Regions from separate parts of the Homo sapiens genome. Here region 2 is linked to region 1. The links are chromatin loops, found by intact Hi-C in ENCODE. Cell type or tissue: heart right ventricle. All regions are shown on one strand.

What was found. Hi-C counts contacts between places; a loop is a spot of excess contacts. Peaks named below come from ENCODE experiments on the same cell type or tissue, not always from the same donor. Only the 100,000 strongest peaks of a DNase experiment are listed, where the experiment ranks them.
Region 2: it touches region 1 in a loop (3-fold over the local background); 25 of 110 quality-filtered maps call a loop at or near these places.

What each region holds. Positions count from the first base shown.
Region 1 is chr9:19,452,768-19,460,767 of GRCh38, reverse strand. No RefSeq gene overlaps it. Among named protein-coding and RNA genes, the nearest start is that of MAP1LC3BP1, 6.6 kb to the left of the region's middle. RefSeq lists enhancers at 2,889-3,028, 3,043-3,337, 2,932-3,527. In heart right ventricle, CTCF peaks have their summits at 2,952 and 3,157 (motif pointing right); a DNase peak (open chromatin) is centred at 3,147; H3K4me3 peaks cover 1,039 bases; H3K27ac peaks cover 1,918 bases.
Region 2 is chr9:19,227,222-19,235,221 of GRCh38, reverse strand. It overlaps DENND4C (DENN domain containing 4C), which reads right to left and starts at 4,529. Exons shown (of 33, transcript NM_001330640.2): 1 at 4,389-4,529. RefSeq lists silencers at 1,350-1,523, 3,982-4,121, 4,342-4,711, 4,792-5,091 and enhancers at 3,725-4,230, 4,231-4,737, 5,122-5,371. In heart right ventricle, CTCF peaks have their summits at 2,222 and 4,577; DNase peaks (open chromatin) are centred at 4,741 and 6,081; H3K4me3 peaks cover 4,242 bases; H3K27ac peaks cover 4,545 bases.

The sequences.
Region 1 (8,000 bases):
CAGAACTGAGCTCCAAGTGAGAACGTTCAGCTTTGGAAACTATATGATTTAATGTAGGCTAGTTTGTTTTCAAATTTTAAAAGTTTAAAAATAAAATACTTTGCATTCTAAGTTGCCAATAAAATAGACCTTCAAGTTATTTTAATGCTCTTTTCTCACTAATAGGAACTTCCAATTCCAGCAGTAATTTAAAGGCTTTCAGAGAGACCCTGAGTCTTCTCTTCAGGTTCACAGAACCCAGCGCCTTTTCGGATAGAAGTTTTCTACTCAGCTAGAGAAATCTCCCTAAGAGGATCTGTAGGCCTCAGCTGTGAAGCATAATCCCTGCAAAACGCATTTGCCGTAATAGTTGGCACAAACGCAGGGTAAATGGGGTGTGTGTAAGAAAACAGCCCTGACTGTAAACTGCTGCTCGAGGTTCCTGACTCCTAACAGAACTACACCCAAAGTCCACACTCTTGCAGGGGTAGACATTTCTTATTTGGTTTGTTCTCTAGTTACACACATAAAGATACCACTGAAAAGGAAACTTGAGTAATTTATAATTTTGATCCAGTTTCTCAAAAGACCCTGGAGAAAGAGTGGCACTTCTTCTGTTTCAGCTTTTGTCTGAGTTCAAACTAGTGCCTGTGTTGGTATGGAAAGAAGCAGTGTACCAGTGTCATTCTTTAGGACAGCGGTAGAAACCACAGAATAGTATAACTAAAAGCATTAAAATTCAGACACACTCCCTTCTACCTTCTGGCTTAAAGCCATGGATGATCCATGTTTTTGTTTTTGTTTTTTTTAATGTTAAATGTGTAATTCAATATTATTGAAAAGGTTCCCACATTTTTAATAGTAGTTCAGTTATCACTGATAGGTCAAATAGCCATCAGAATTCCCCCACACTGAATGCATGTCAGTTGTGGAGAAAACATAGAAAAAGGAGTCATACACTCTTTACAAATACTAATGTCAGGAGTTAAACCTCCTCAGGTTCAACCTGTGATAAAAGACCAGTGCTTCCCACTACCTGCATGGGGTCCACTATTTAGTTTTCTTGGGAGTATCACAGGAAGATCACAGTTACACCACTTTAGACTGTACATGTAGCAAGTCACAACTTACCCTCGTGTGTTTAGATGTGTATGGAATTCCTGTATACATTAGTGAAAGCTATTTACTATAATAGGGGAAACCCAGATTCCTTGCATCTGGGCCCTGTACTGATCATTAAAGCAGTTCCTGTCACCTGCTCTCCCCACTGCATGCATCTGTCCACTTGGCTAACTTTTAATATGTATATTTTTACATTATGTAAATTCTTAACCAGCCTGTCTCATTTAGAATGTATACATCACATCTGACATTATTGTAACTACTGTGTGATCAGTAAGATTCCTATAAGACATACTGCTTTTTAAAAAAAAATAAATAACATGCTGAGGGGTGACCTATAGCCCACATTAGTGAGTGGTCACTTTATTTGCAGGATCTTTAAAACAAGTACATTTTTAATGAACTAAGTTGAATAAAGGTACAATTAAAAGCTGTAAAAAAAATACTTTCTACATATTCAACACTGAATTTTTTAAGTATTTTTAATCTAAGGCTGGTTGAATTCACAGATACACAACCCATGCATATGAAAGGCCAACTGTATTTTACCCAATTATTTGTACTAATAGGACAGTTTTGAAACTGACAATTCCAATTTGGTGCCCACCTATATGAAAACCTTTAACTCATTTGCCATAAATCCTCTGTGGAAAGAGAATTAAACCTAAGAGTCAAAAGTCCTGGGTTCACATCCTTGCAATAGCAGTGGTCAAAATACATTTCCAGTCGTACCCAAAACAGGAATAATGGTAATGCCAGCCTCGCAAAATAGCTGAGAGGAGTAAATGAGACCATTTATGTGAAAGATAACTTATGTGATGGGCTGTCAAATAAGGTTTGCTTGTAAGAAAATTCCTAGGGAGTCTACCAATAATATTCCTAGGGAGTCGACCAATTATTTCACTGGACTGAAATTCCGTATTATATGTGGCTCATGGTTTATCAGTTAAAGCTTAGAATTCTCGCTCCTCCCTGGTGAAAACTCACCACTCTCTCCTTCCTGCCTCCCTAGCACTGTTGATTCCTCTCCACTACGGGGATTTGGCAGAGTCAGTGGCCTTCTCCCCTCCCCAGATCTGAGCTGCTCCATCCGTCCCCATAACCCTCTGCAGGCAGCATAATAGGTAATACCACACAGACACTTGCTGAGTGTTGATTTAAATTAGATTCATCTTTAAAAAGATCTGAGTTATAATGACATTTGACTTGTGTAAATTGAGCTATTAATCCCAAAAGTTAAATTTCACTCCAGTGGATTAAAAACTTCCTCCAGACTGGTCGGTGGCTAGTGCCTTTTGGCCCAGCTACTAAGGAGGCTGAGGCAGGAGGATCGCTTGAGGCCAGGAGGTCAATGCTGTAGTGTGCCATTATGGAGCCTGTAAATAGCCCCTACCTTCCAGCCTGGGCAACACAGCAAGACCCCATATCTAATAAACAAACAAAAACACAAAACTTCCTTTAAATCACATCTACCTTAAATTGGTTTTAAATACAGCCCCTTTGTAACCTCAGGTTCCACATCCACCTATTCAACATGGATCGAAAATATTCAGGGAAAAAGAAACAGTAAAAAATCATAACACAACAATAAATAATAATACAAATAAAAAGCAACGCAGTTTAACAACTGTTTACACAGCATATACATTGTATTAGGTATTATAAGTAATCCAGAGATGATTTAAAGCACACAAGACGTGCATAGGTAATATGTAAATACAATGCTATTTTATGTATGAGACTGGAGCCTCTGGGATTTTGGTATGGGGGTTGGGGGGTCCTGGAACCACGAATACCGAGAGCCAACAACAGTATTTGCTTTCACATTGGGCAACCTCTAAAACACCCGGGGTGGGGGGTGAAAACTGAATTTCTAAGGGAAGAGAGGAGAGGAAAAGGAAGGGAGAGAGATGCTTGGAAAAATGCAGGGAAACATACCTGGGCCCAGAAAGAGATTACATAACTTGGCGTTTTGAGACAATTGGTGATCTCTGGGATGATTAGGAACTGGGAAGGGCTTCGCTTGCGCCACATAGCAATGCCTCAAAAACCCACAAGATGGCAGTATTACTCCAGGAGCGTCTCCGTCCCTCCCACCCAGTAGCTAATGGCTTTCTTTGTTCACAGGAAACCCTCTCTCCCAAATATCATCAGCGCCACTGTATGTTTTCCATTACTTCATGCTCCTGGCCTTACCTTCAGCCAGTTTCCTATCACTAGCCCGAATATAAAAATAAACTACTGTTATTTGTTACATCTTAAAAATAGCACTTTGGTCTCTGCTCTCAATTGCCAAAGCAGCTGAATCAAATGTTTTGTTTTAATGAGAAGCATAAAATAAATAAAAACCCAGGTGAGGGTGATCTCTTCCTTTTTGTGAGTTAACACCCAAAGAGAAGACTTCCCAGGTAAACTAGGTGTCGCCAGGCTGGAGACAGTTAGAGACAGAAGTGCCACTTGAGACAAGATAAGTTCTGGGAGAGAGGGGCTGCCAGCCCTCTTAAAACGGGGCCGGAAAGGAGGCTGAGAACCGGCTCTGGAGACAGTGGAGAACAAAATCTCAAATACCGTATCTTTTAAGTTCTTATTATGAAAAAATCCAACTATACAAAAGTAGACAGAACGGTATGACAAACCCAAACACCATCTTAAGAACTGTGAAACTGTAAACCAGGAAAGAGGCTGCAAGGAAAAAATCTAAGTTCCCAGTTTGTTGAGGAGCCCTAAGATGTCACTTGCCAGAACCCTGGGTCTGCCCACTCCAGCCCTTTGTAGTATAGTTCTTTAACACAGTCTTTCAATGTAATGTCTTTTAATGAAAAGTCCTTTAAAGAAAAGAGTGGGAGAGGCTAGCCCCTGAGCTCTGGTCTTCAAAGGGCAATCTGGAAAAGGGAGCAGGTGTGGCTGCATCAACTCCCAGCCAGACTCAGAAAAAGAGGTCACCCAAGAGGAGAAACAAATAATCCAGACTGTCGGGGAGAGAGGCACACACACCCGTGCCAGTGCCCCAAAAGCAGAGCTCTCAACTTCCTCAGCCACTGTCCCTGACCACAGCCTCAAAAAAGTTCAGTCCCGAAGACTGAGTAACCAATTTCAGCACCAAAAGGATTTGAGTGCTTGCTTAGTCTCCTGTTGGGCAGAGGCTGTTTACCTGGATGGGCTACTAGAGATGTCTGAACCCCCAGAAAATTATATACTGATTGAATGTCCCTTATCCAAAGTGCCTGGAACCAGAAATGCTTGGATTTCAGATATCAGACTTTGGAATATTTGCATTATACAGCATCCCTATTCCAAAAATCAGAAGTCTAAAATGCTCCAAGGAATATTCCCTTTGATTTTTATATAGGTGCTCAAAAAGTTTCAGGTTTTGGAGAATTTCTGATTTTTTATTTTTGGATTAGAGATACTCAACCTCTACATGGACGTTTTCCTACAGCTTTTATATTGCCAAACAACTATGGGGCCACTCCTTGTCCCCTCACCTCTGCCAGAAAAAAAAAAAAAAGTCTAAAAACCCACTGTAATGATACAGATAATGCTTATCCAGTCTTTCTTCTCTTACGATTTTTCTTTTTTTTTTTTCTTTTTGATAAATGGTCTCACTGTTTGGCCCAGGCTGGAGCACAGTGGCACGATCTCTGCTCACTGCAACCTCTGCCTCCTAGGCTCAAGCAATCCTCCCACCTCAGCCTCCTGCGTAGCTGGGACTACAGGTGTGTATCACCACACCTGGCTAATTTTTGTAATTTTGGTAGAGACAGGGTTTTACCATGTTGCCCAGGCTGGTTTTGAACTCCTGAGCTCAAGCGATACACCCACTTCAGCATCCCAAAGTGCCAGGATTACAGGCATGAGCCACTGTGCCCAGACTATTCTTCTAAATCTGATGATCTGTGAGTCCTTTCAGTTTAAAAAACTGCCACAGAAAATTAAAAGAAGTAGGTAAAAATTTTCCTGCTAAATTTATGATTTTAAAATGTCACGATCTTCCTTCTAGTGATTTGATGAAATCCAGCATAAATGAACTGTATTCTATATTTGAGATTTTTGGGTTTTTTTTTTTTTTTTGAGACAGAGTCTCGCTCTGTCACCCAGGCTGGAGGGCATTGGTGCAACCTTGACTCACTGCAACCATCGCCTCCCAGGTGAAAGTGATTCTCCTGCCTCAGCCTCCTGACTAGCTGGGACTGCAGGTGCGAGTTACCATGCCCAGCTGATTTTTGTATTTTTTTTAGTAGAGACGGGGTTTCGCCATGTTGGCCAGGTTGGTCTCGAACTCCTGACCTCAGGTGATCCACCCACCTTCCCCTCCCAAAGTGCTGGGATTACAGGCACGAGCCACCGCACCAGGCCTATATTTGAGATTTATATCTATATGACATGACTATAGAAGTTTTAGTAAAAATAAACTGTTCTTAGGTATTTTATGCTGGAAATATTTTCATGTGTTAATTTCACAGCTCTGAGAAGAAACCAACAAGGAACAACAATTACTTTACGCATTTTTAATAACAATGGTACCCAATTCATTAACAAATGAATTTAGGCAATGTGCTTTGCTCTACAATCCATCAGATACATTTTCACTGCAGATAGTTCAGAAATCATTTTGGAAATAGACACAAACATGTACATATTCATTTGCTGAAAATGCCACTTACAGCTTTAATATCAAATATAGTTATCATAGTTCACAGAAAAAGTATAAAGTGCAAAAGCTCCACTTCAAAAGGCCTTAAGTCACTCCCAAAGCAATGAGGATTAAATTTTACCACAGCCAGTGGGCATGCCACCCTTATGTAGGACACCTACATAAGGTATAAAACAAGGTATATATCTGAAAACACTATATTGCTCTGATTACATATTGTGGTTATAAAATAGTTTTAAATCTGGTTTAACATACAGAGAAAGATACAATTCAAACAATTAGTCCTATAAAGTAGGGGTTATTTATTTTTTTAAGTTTGCAGGGGAATTATGTCTATAAAATCCATTGAGAATCCCAATCTGGCCCAAGACTTCTCTTTGGCCAGCTGGAATAATAGCACCTAGGCAAAGCCTTGGCTATGAAAGCTTTCAGATTAATTTCAGTGTAAAAGGAGCTAGGAGAGGGGCCCTGACTGGGTGAGCTTCAGCATCCACCTGGTCCCTCAGAGATGGTTCCATGTCTGCCCCAAGGGATAAAGAGCCAGGAAGGCTCAAATCCCAGTCCTGAGGGCTCATGGAAGCATGATGAACTGGCGAGAGAAGTTTTACACACCTGACAGATCCAGTAAGTGGAATAGGTGGTCGTATTTTTACAAAGCCTTGTGTTTGATGACCATCAAGCTTTGTCCCTCAACAGAACATCTTTGATCTATAATTAATGTTTTAGGCACTCTTCACTGGACAGGCATAGAGTTCCCCAAAAATGCAGCCCATCCCCAAATGGATTCAGAGATCTCATCTCCACACACCTTAAATGTGTTCATGGAAGGACTTGATTTATAATGATGTAATCATAAAGGGAAGAAAATATTACTTTTTCTAATAATCAACAACTAAACACTGTAAAACATGAATCGCTGACTGAAATGATCACTCGGAAACATGAATGGTTTTTTATAGCCTAACTCCAGTTTCTGCTGGGTATTGATCTTGGGCAAATTCTGACCAGAACAAAATCTGATTAGCCATGCCAAGTAACCACAACCATGACCTAACTCCTAAGTGTCAGCCCTACTGAAGGGAGGGAGATTCTTGACTGCCCATCAATTAATGAAATAAACTATTCATTTTTTACAATCTGAACATATCAAAATCTGTAAAGTCACATATTTAACAGCTATTTATGATGACTCACCAAGCCAAGTGCAGAGGCACATCAAAAAGTACAATTACATTCATTACTTTTTGGAGCCCATTCATGTTAGGCTTGATTAAAAAGGTAGACTCAGTAGTCAGTCTCAGAATCCAGTGATCAGCATTCAAGCATATAGCTAACTCTAGTGTATTCCAAACCTACACTTCATGAAAAAATATACAACTGGCATTTACATGCCATTCAAGCTACAGGATAAATGTCAACTCTGAAAGACATCATTTATTTACAACTATATTGGGGGAAAAAAGAGGAGACCAAACCAAAATATTAACAAGGATTATACCTGGGCAATAGAAATATGGGTTACTTTTTTTTTTCTTTGACTTCTCTGTAGTTTCCCAATTTTCTTTAAAGAGTTTGTAGTGCTTTTACATATATGAGCGATGCCATAAACCCAACTTAAAATAAGATGGGTATATTTCTACTCTCTTGGTTTACATCCCATGCTGGCAAGCTAGAGTGATTTCTGTTCAAAAGTGAAGTTATGTTTTGTCCTCCTCAAATATACTCCATTCCACATTTCTTTCTCAGCTCATCTCTTTAAAACCAGTTTCTAGAAGCACATTCTGCTTCTCACATTAAAAAAAAAAAAAAAAAAAAAAAAAAAAAAGCCGGGCTTAAAATATATACCAAACCCCCTACCTTGGAGCATTTATACCATAAAGTAGATGAGACCAGAATCCATGCCTGATAAGGTCAATCTAAAATAAGAATGAGCTGATATTTGCCTTTAAAAAATTCTAGACTTGAAACCCAAAGGACTTAACAGCAGTTCTGTTCCATCAACCTCCTAGGTCTCAAAGAGATACATTAGAAATTCTACGAATATTTAATTCAAAGATCATTTTAAAAATATTTTTTAGGCCAGGCGTGACGGCTCATGCCTATTCCCAGCACTTTGGGAGGCCGAGGCGGGCGAATCTCTTGAGCCCAGAAGTTTGAGACCAGCCTGGGCAAAATGGTGAAACCCCATCTCTATGAAAAAATACAAAAATTAGCTGGGAGTGGAGGCACGCACCAGTACTCCCAG
Region 2 (8,000 bases), 230 kb after region 1:
AGGCCGAGGCGGATGGATCACCTGAGGTCAGGAGTTCAAGACCAGCCTGGCCAACATGGCAAAACCCCGTCTCTACTAAAAATACAAAAATTAGCTGGGTGTGGTGGCAGGCGTCTGTAATCCCAGCTACTAGGGACCCTGAGGCAGGGAGAATTGCTTCATCTGGGAGGCCGAGGTTGCAGTGAACTGAGATCACCCCATTGCACCATTCCAGCCTCGGTGACAAGAGCAAGACTCATCTCAATAAAAAAAGAAAGAAAAAAAAAAAAAAGAAAGTTGACTTTCCCAAAATTTCAAAAAGTAATTTGGCATAGACCCATGGACCATCATATTAGCAAAATAATTTCATTATAGCATTATTTTAAGAGTAAAAAAGTATGGGTCAGACAAAGTGGCTCACGCCTGTAATCACAGCACTTTGGGAGGCTGAGATGGGTGGATCGCTTGAACTTAGAGTTCAAGACCAGCCTGGGCAATATGGCAAAACGCTGTCTCTACAAAAAATACAAAAAGTTAGTGAAGTGGGGTGATGCACGCACATGCACGCGCACCTATAGTCCCAGCTATTAGGGGGCTAAGGCAGGAGGATTACATGAACCCGGGAGGTAGAGGCTGCAGTGAGCTGAGATGCACTGCACTCTAGCCTAGGTGACAAAGTGAGACCGTGTTAAAAAAAAAAAAAAAAAAAAAACAGCCAGGTGCTGTGGCTCACACCTATAATCCCAGCATTTTGGGAGGCCAAGGTGGGTGGATAACGAGTTCAGGAGATCAAGACCATCCTGGCTAACACGGTGAAACCCCATTTCTACTAAAAATAAAAAAATTTAGCCAGGCGTGGTGGCACGCACCTGTAGTCCCAGCTACTCGGGAGGGTGAGACAGGAGAATCGCTTGAACCTGGGAGGCACAGGTTGCAGTGAGCTGAGATCGCGCCACTGCACTCCAGCTTGGGCAACAGAGCGAGACTCGGTCTCAAAAAAAAAAATTAATAAAAATAACAATCAGAGTAAGAAAGTGGAATTACTAAAATGTTAAGCTATGGAAATGGTTAAATAAACTGAGGCAGTAAATAAAACTTTGGACTATTAAAAGCCATAAAATAACAGTAATATACAGCAACAGGGAAAGCATGTTAAATTAAAAGACAATTATATTAACATTAATCACGGAATTATACACAAGCACAGACAGGATTAGAATATTATACTACTACATTATAGAAGTATAACAGCATTAGAGTACAGAAAAATATAAGTGTTAGATAGGGGAGAGTAATTTAAATTTTTTCTTTTGAATTTCTTTTAATCATGTTACATTTTTTCCAATAAAAAGTTTTCAAAGGCTGGGTGTGGTGGCTCACACCTGTAATCCCAGCACTTTCAGAGGCGTAGGCAGGTGGATCACCTGACATCAGGCCACCTGGCCAACATAGTGAAACCCCTTCTCTACTAAAAATTCAAAAATTAGCCAGGCGTGGTGGCAGGCACCTGTAATCCCAGCTATTTGGGAAGCTGAGGCAGGAGAATCGCTTGCATCTGGGAGGCAGAGGCAGGAGAATCGCTTCAATCTGGGAGGCAGAGGCTGCAGTGAGCCGAGATCACACCACTGCACTCCAGCTTGGGTGACGAAGCGAGACTACATCTCAAAAAAAAAAAAAAAAAGGTTTCAAATACCATGTTAAGCTCTATTACATCCACATACTTAACAAATGTAGAAAATGTTTTAAAGCTTTAAACTTCTTCCTGCAAAATATTAAGTTTCAAATTTCAAATAATAAAACTGCCTAATTTTGGAATATCCTACAATCTGATGCTAAAGACCTATTGTTTTACACCAGCTGTACTATGCAAAATCCTTTCCCCAAATTTTAGCTGATAAAAAGGAATTTCCCATTCCAACAAGGCATCCCTTTGCTACGTCTGTCAAACTGACAATCTATGGCACCAGTATAAAGAAAATTAACATTTTAATTCAGTTATTATGAAAGCTTATCTGCCCTTGCTATTCAGCAAACATATTACACTGGAAATTCAAATTATGACAGAAATTCCGTTTTGCAAATCAAAAAAACAAATGAAACAACCTGCCACTGACTCAGCAACTTTCTTTTTTACTTTACAACCTGTACTTAAGGTGCAAGCATATGACTGAAACCTAGCTTTCAATTTTTCTTTTTTTTTTTTTTAATCAGGCAGCCTCCAGAACCAGAGTAGGCTCTAAGAGATTCCCCTAGCTTTCAAACTGAGCAGCAAAGCCAATGCAAAACCAGTATTTGTTTTGGCAGGAAGCTCCAGTGAAAATATGAGATGTTTTGGTCTTAACTGGCAGATACACAAAGAGCAAAGAAAGGTGCCTTATTGAGTTATTATTTATAATGTAAAATCCCTTGTGTATAGCTACAAATCCACTTTTATTGCAGATACTTAATATGTTTCTTTATAGAAAGTAGCTCAACCAAATAATCTCCCAAATTTGGCACCAGGAATTGTTACAGCCTACACACCACTACAGTTCCTTGTAATTTAAAACATTTGCGTTTTAAGAATAGTCTCCACACTCCAACTATGCTGCCAATTTCTTCAGCTAAAAGCTTAAGTTTATACTACAAAATACTGTATTTACTCTCGACAATAGAATGCACTCATTTACAAAGCATACAGGACTAAATTACTCCAATATGCAACTTCAAAATTTCTCCAATATACAACGACAACATTTCTAACATCATAGCTTTTCTATTACCCAAATCAGTAAGTCTAAATAGTAGTACTGTACACTGCACGAGGTACTATTGGCCAAAGTCAAGTCGCATATGATCAGTTCACTACAACAGGTTATACAAAAGATCAGACCCCTAATCTCAATAAACTATTTTGCAAAATGGTCAACGGAGATACCAATGCGGAGGAAAGTGTGGATTGAGTGGCAGAAAACCCTTTGCCACTACTGAAAAAAAAAACAAGTCAAAGCAAGCCTATATGACAGGCAGATCATGTTCATGAATACAAATCTAACTTCATTGCCGACTTCCCAGTCTCACAGCAAGACGGCAGTTTACCAACTCTTTAACAGTAATACAAAGAACAGGACAGAAAATATAGTTTCTTTTTTGCATGCTATAGTGATCAAGAATAAAGGATACCTTTAATGTTCAAAGATGAAAACTTCCTTTTGCAACTAATATTGCTCTTATCGCGTGTACACAGAAAAATCATACAACGCTCTGCATTTCTGATAGAGTAATACACACTATCACATCAAATCAAGTATTTATCCAGAACTTAGCGCCTTAGCACTAACGTTCTCCCCTCTCATTATACACAGACCGGAAGGGAAAACCTATTCCTACGTAAATTAGGGCCTAGGAAGAACGCCTCAACACGGGTTTGCACACAATTAAGCAGGCTCAGTGGGTCAATTTCTCAGGCTACAACGCTTGACAGTATCTCGGAGGCACAAAGAGACAGCTGAGGGTTCACTACTGGAAATGACACTTTCCCTCAAATTTGCACAAGTACCCGCGGTAACTACCCTAAATTTTCCCGTGTGACAAACATACATAAGGGGAGAAGGAGGCGGTACTATTTAAAAACTGGGTAATTCCTTATTAGTGCAGATAAAAGACGGTCTTCGAGAGGGAAAAGGTCTATCAAGCAGAAAAGGGGAGGAAAAAAAAAAAGACGTGACAGCATTCTTAAAACAGAAAAAGTTACAGCTCTTTACAGGAGTCAGCCTTAGGACTTCATTCCTTGGTTTTGTGTTTAGTCACTCCAGAGTTAAAAGGATACTGCCCTCCTAGAAAGTCATCCCCGACAAAGAAGCCCTGAGGATCGGCCACCGTAAGACAGAGAAGGAAATGTCTTCAATTCACCAGAGACACCTGCCCAGGTCCCCCTCCTCCCCGTTGTCCCCGACACTTCTCAGTCCCCCGACTCCTCTCGAGACTGCCCGCCACCCCTGGCTCTAGCTCTCCGCTCTCTCAGCCTCGACCCCCTCTGGGAAGCCCCGATCCTGCTCCCTCCGCACCCCGGCCCCCACCAAAGCGGCCGTCGCCCCGGCGGTCCCCCGGGCCCAGACCCCTCGCGCTTGTACGCAAACGATTCTCATGGGCCCGGCGGGCGACGCGGGGAGGCTCTTCAGGGGCAGCCTTTCCCCGACTGCATCCCGCAGGATCCGGGGACTCCCCGCCCCCGGAAACCGCGGAGAAACTAGGCCACGAACGCCAGCCGCGGCCACTCTCCGCCTCCTCGGCGACCCCCCGCGGGCCAGCCACTCGGAACTCAGCCCTCCGGGCTCTACCTGTCCCGCGCCCTCCCAGCCTTGCAGCGCAGGCCCCGCGAGGGCACGGCGCAGGCTTCCTCCGCCAAAGGCCCCGCGCCGCAGCCTCACCTGCTGCCTGCTCCTCTGTCAGCGCAGCCCCGACACGGCTTCTTCCTGGGGCAAGAAAGCACCGGATTCGCGGACTGGGCGCGCTCGGCAGGGCAGGGCGGGGGACTAGCTCCAGCGGCCGCCGCCGCCTCAGTCCGGTCTGCGCCTGCGCCGCCTCGCGGGCAGGGTCTCCGAGGGGCGCCGCCTACAGCCAGGGGCGATGGCCGGAGCGCTGGCCCGCGCGGGTGCCTCCGCGCTGTGAGCCGTCGGACAGTGCGGGCGGCGCGTCGCCTAGGAGCTGCCCGCGGCGCAGCCGTCCCAAGACCTGACCGCCATGTTTCTGTTCCCTTTTTCTCCCCCGCCTTCCGCCCCTTTCCACAAAACAGCACTTTCTTTTCCCCCTCCCTCTCCCTTTCCTCCTGCGGGGGCGGGTGGAAAAGGGCGGGGGGTGGGAGGGAGAAGACGCAGGGAGGAGGGGGGCGGTGCGGTGCTCAGGCCCCTCCCCCGGGGAGGGCCGAGGCCCTGCAGCCACCGCTCCCCTCCCCCGCCCGACCCCTGTGCGACCCCCGCGGGGCGCGGGGTCTGAGCCTTGCGGGCCTCCGATCCCCTCCTCAGCGTTCGCGCGGCCGAGCCTGCAGAAACAGAGCTGGGGAGAAAGCGCTCTGGAGGCCGCTGTGCACCCCTTCCTGCAGGGCTCAGACTGGCGGTGTGATGTGGGTTTATTGCCTTGGCCTGAGGCAGGTGGCGGCTGCTTCTCTCGGAGTTTTCAAAGACAGGGAAAGTGATGCCGAGTGGCTGAAGGTCACTGAGGACAGTGCCGGGAGATACGTGAAGATTCCTTCCCAGGGAAGGAATCTGGAATTCCCACGCATGAGTAGAGGGCTCTAGAGAGACCCGCGCGCTGGCCCTTCCCGAAACCCCTTGGCTCCAGTGCACCATGTGAGTCCCTGGCCGCGCTCGGTGTCTCTCCTTCGGCCCAGATTTGGGGATGGGAATTCCTAATGGAGAAATCGCTCATTTGCATAGTCAGTACCCTCACGCCTCCTAAGTGTAGCCTCATTATCGACACAGACGCCTGCAGAGTCGTTTCTCTATAATGCAAATTTTGCAGGATATTTTTGAACAACGTTTTTGAGTTATCATAGTAAATGAAAAAGCAATTACTAGTTATTTAGGAAGAAGGAAATGGTTTGAAGTAGAGATAACTTTTTTACCTCTGGGGGGAAAAAAAGGCGAATGACTTCAGATTCCATGGCAGGTCAAAATCAGAACTGGTAAGATTTCTGCATATCTGGTGAGTATCCACATAAATAATCATTTTCCTGAAAATTACACTCTCCTTATTTAATCTGTATTTTTGCATAAAAATGTGAGATTATACCTGGGTCATAAATGCACTGCTGTCCATTTATTTCTGAAGTTTATTGCATAGCCATGGATAATTTGAGTTTTATATTCAATAGCAGAAACTATTTTTCTAACCACGTAAGCAGTCAGAATTGATTTCAGAAGAAATGCGCAGCAATAAAAGTTAAGGCTTATTTAATAACAGTTTGGGGCCAATTTGGTCCCCCTGGAAACTATCTTTGACATTGACAATCCGAAGAGCAAAAGTTTAAGAAAGGATCTAATACTTCAAAATTTAGCTTGTGGGCCGGACGCGGTGGTTCACGTCTGTAATCCCAGCACTTTGGGAGGCTGAGGCGGGCGGATCACCTGAGGTCGAGAGTTCCAGACCAGCCTGACCAACATGGAGAAACACTGTCTCTACTAAAAATACAAAATTAGCCGGGCGTGGTGGTGCATGCCTGTAATCCCAGCTACTCGGGAGGCTAAGGCAGGAGAATGGCTTGAACCTGGGAGGCGGAGGTTGCAGAGAGCCGAGATTGCGCCATTGCACTCCAGCCTGGGCAACAAGAGCAAAACTCTGCCTCAGAAAAAAAAAAAAAAAGAAAAAAAAGAAAAGAAACAGTGAAACAAAATTTAGCTTGTGGGCTTCTTTTCCTTCTTTCCCAAAGTCTAAATTAATTAGCAGTTTTAAAGCAATATAAACGAGATTTCTTTCTTTATTTACATATATATTTTTTAATTTTTCCTCATCCCAACTAGAAAAGGAAAGACAAGATTTCTTCGCCCCCTCCTTTTTTTTGGACACAGGATCCCCCCCTCTGTCACCCAGGCTGGAGTGCAGTGGCACAAACAGGGTTCACTGCAGCCTTAACTTCCTGCCACCTCAGCCTCCCGAATAGCTGAGATGGTAGGCCTGTGCCAACCACCCACCCACACCCCACTAATTTTTTGGGGGGGTTAGGGGAAGATATAAAGTCTCACTATATTGCCCAGGCTAGTCTTGAACACCTGAACTCAAGCAATCCTATTACCTCAGCCTCCCAAAACTCTGGGATTACAGATATGAGGCACCGTGCCCAACCAAGACAAGATTTCTTAATGGGTACATTCATTTAATTAGCTCTCAGGGATTCAGAGTTTTTTTTTTTCTCTCTCTCTCTCTTTTTTTATGGCACCCACAGAAATGAAAAATGGATGAGGCCAGTATCTCTCTTCCACTTGACTTGATTTTTCTCACTTTGCAATGGAAGGCTTAGGATTTTCTTTAATTTTTCTCACTATCTTAATCGTCCTATAGATTTACCATAGATTTTTCACTGCCATTTTCCACCAAAAATTTCATAGAATGAACTTGAATGTTTTGGGACTAATTTTTCATGTGAGTTAACTGTTCTCAGATCTGGAAGTTCTTGATTCAGCAACCTTCCCAACTGCATGCTTAGGGGCCCAGAACTGAAATAAGTTCATTTGAAATTTTATATATATATATTTATATATATATATATTTTTTGAGACAGAGGCTTGCTCTATTGCACAGGCTGGAGTGCAATGGCATCGTCTTGGCTCACTGCAACCTCCACCTCCCAGGCTCAAGCGCTTCTCCTGCTTCAGCCTTCTAAGTAGCTGGGACTACAGGCGTGCGCAACCAACCACACCCGGCTAATTTTTTGTTTTTTTTGTTTTTGTTTTTGTTTTTTTTTGGGTAGATAACAGTGTTTTGCCACGTTGCCCAGGCTGGTCTCAAACTCCTGAGTTCAAGCAATCCGCCTGCTTCCCGGCCACCCAAAGTGCTAGGATTCTAGGTGTGAGCCACCACACCCGGCCTCATTTTAAATTTTAATATAAAGGCTGGGCACCATGGTTCATGCCTGTAATCCCAGCACTTTGGGAGGCTGAAGTGGGTGGATCACCGGAGGTCGGGAATTTGAGACCAGCCTGACCAATGTGATAAAACCCCGTCTCTATTTAAAAATACAAAAATTAGCCAGATATGGTGGTGGGTGCCTGTAATCTCAGCTACTAGGGAGGCTGAGACAGGAGAATCTCTTGAACCCAGAAGGCAGAGATTGCAGTGAGCCGAGATCTCACCGCTGCACTCCAGCCTGATGGACAGAGCAAGACCCTGTTTCAAAAAAATAATAATAATATTTGACTGTATAAAAAGTAGGAGAGTCGGAGAGCCCGATATCAACATAATTGTTATAATGATTATAGTGTCACAGTTTTAGTTGGGCCTATGTAGATAGAAGAATGCATAGGAAAAAATCAGCCCATCGAAGAGGG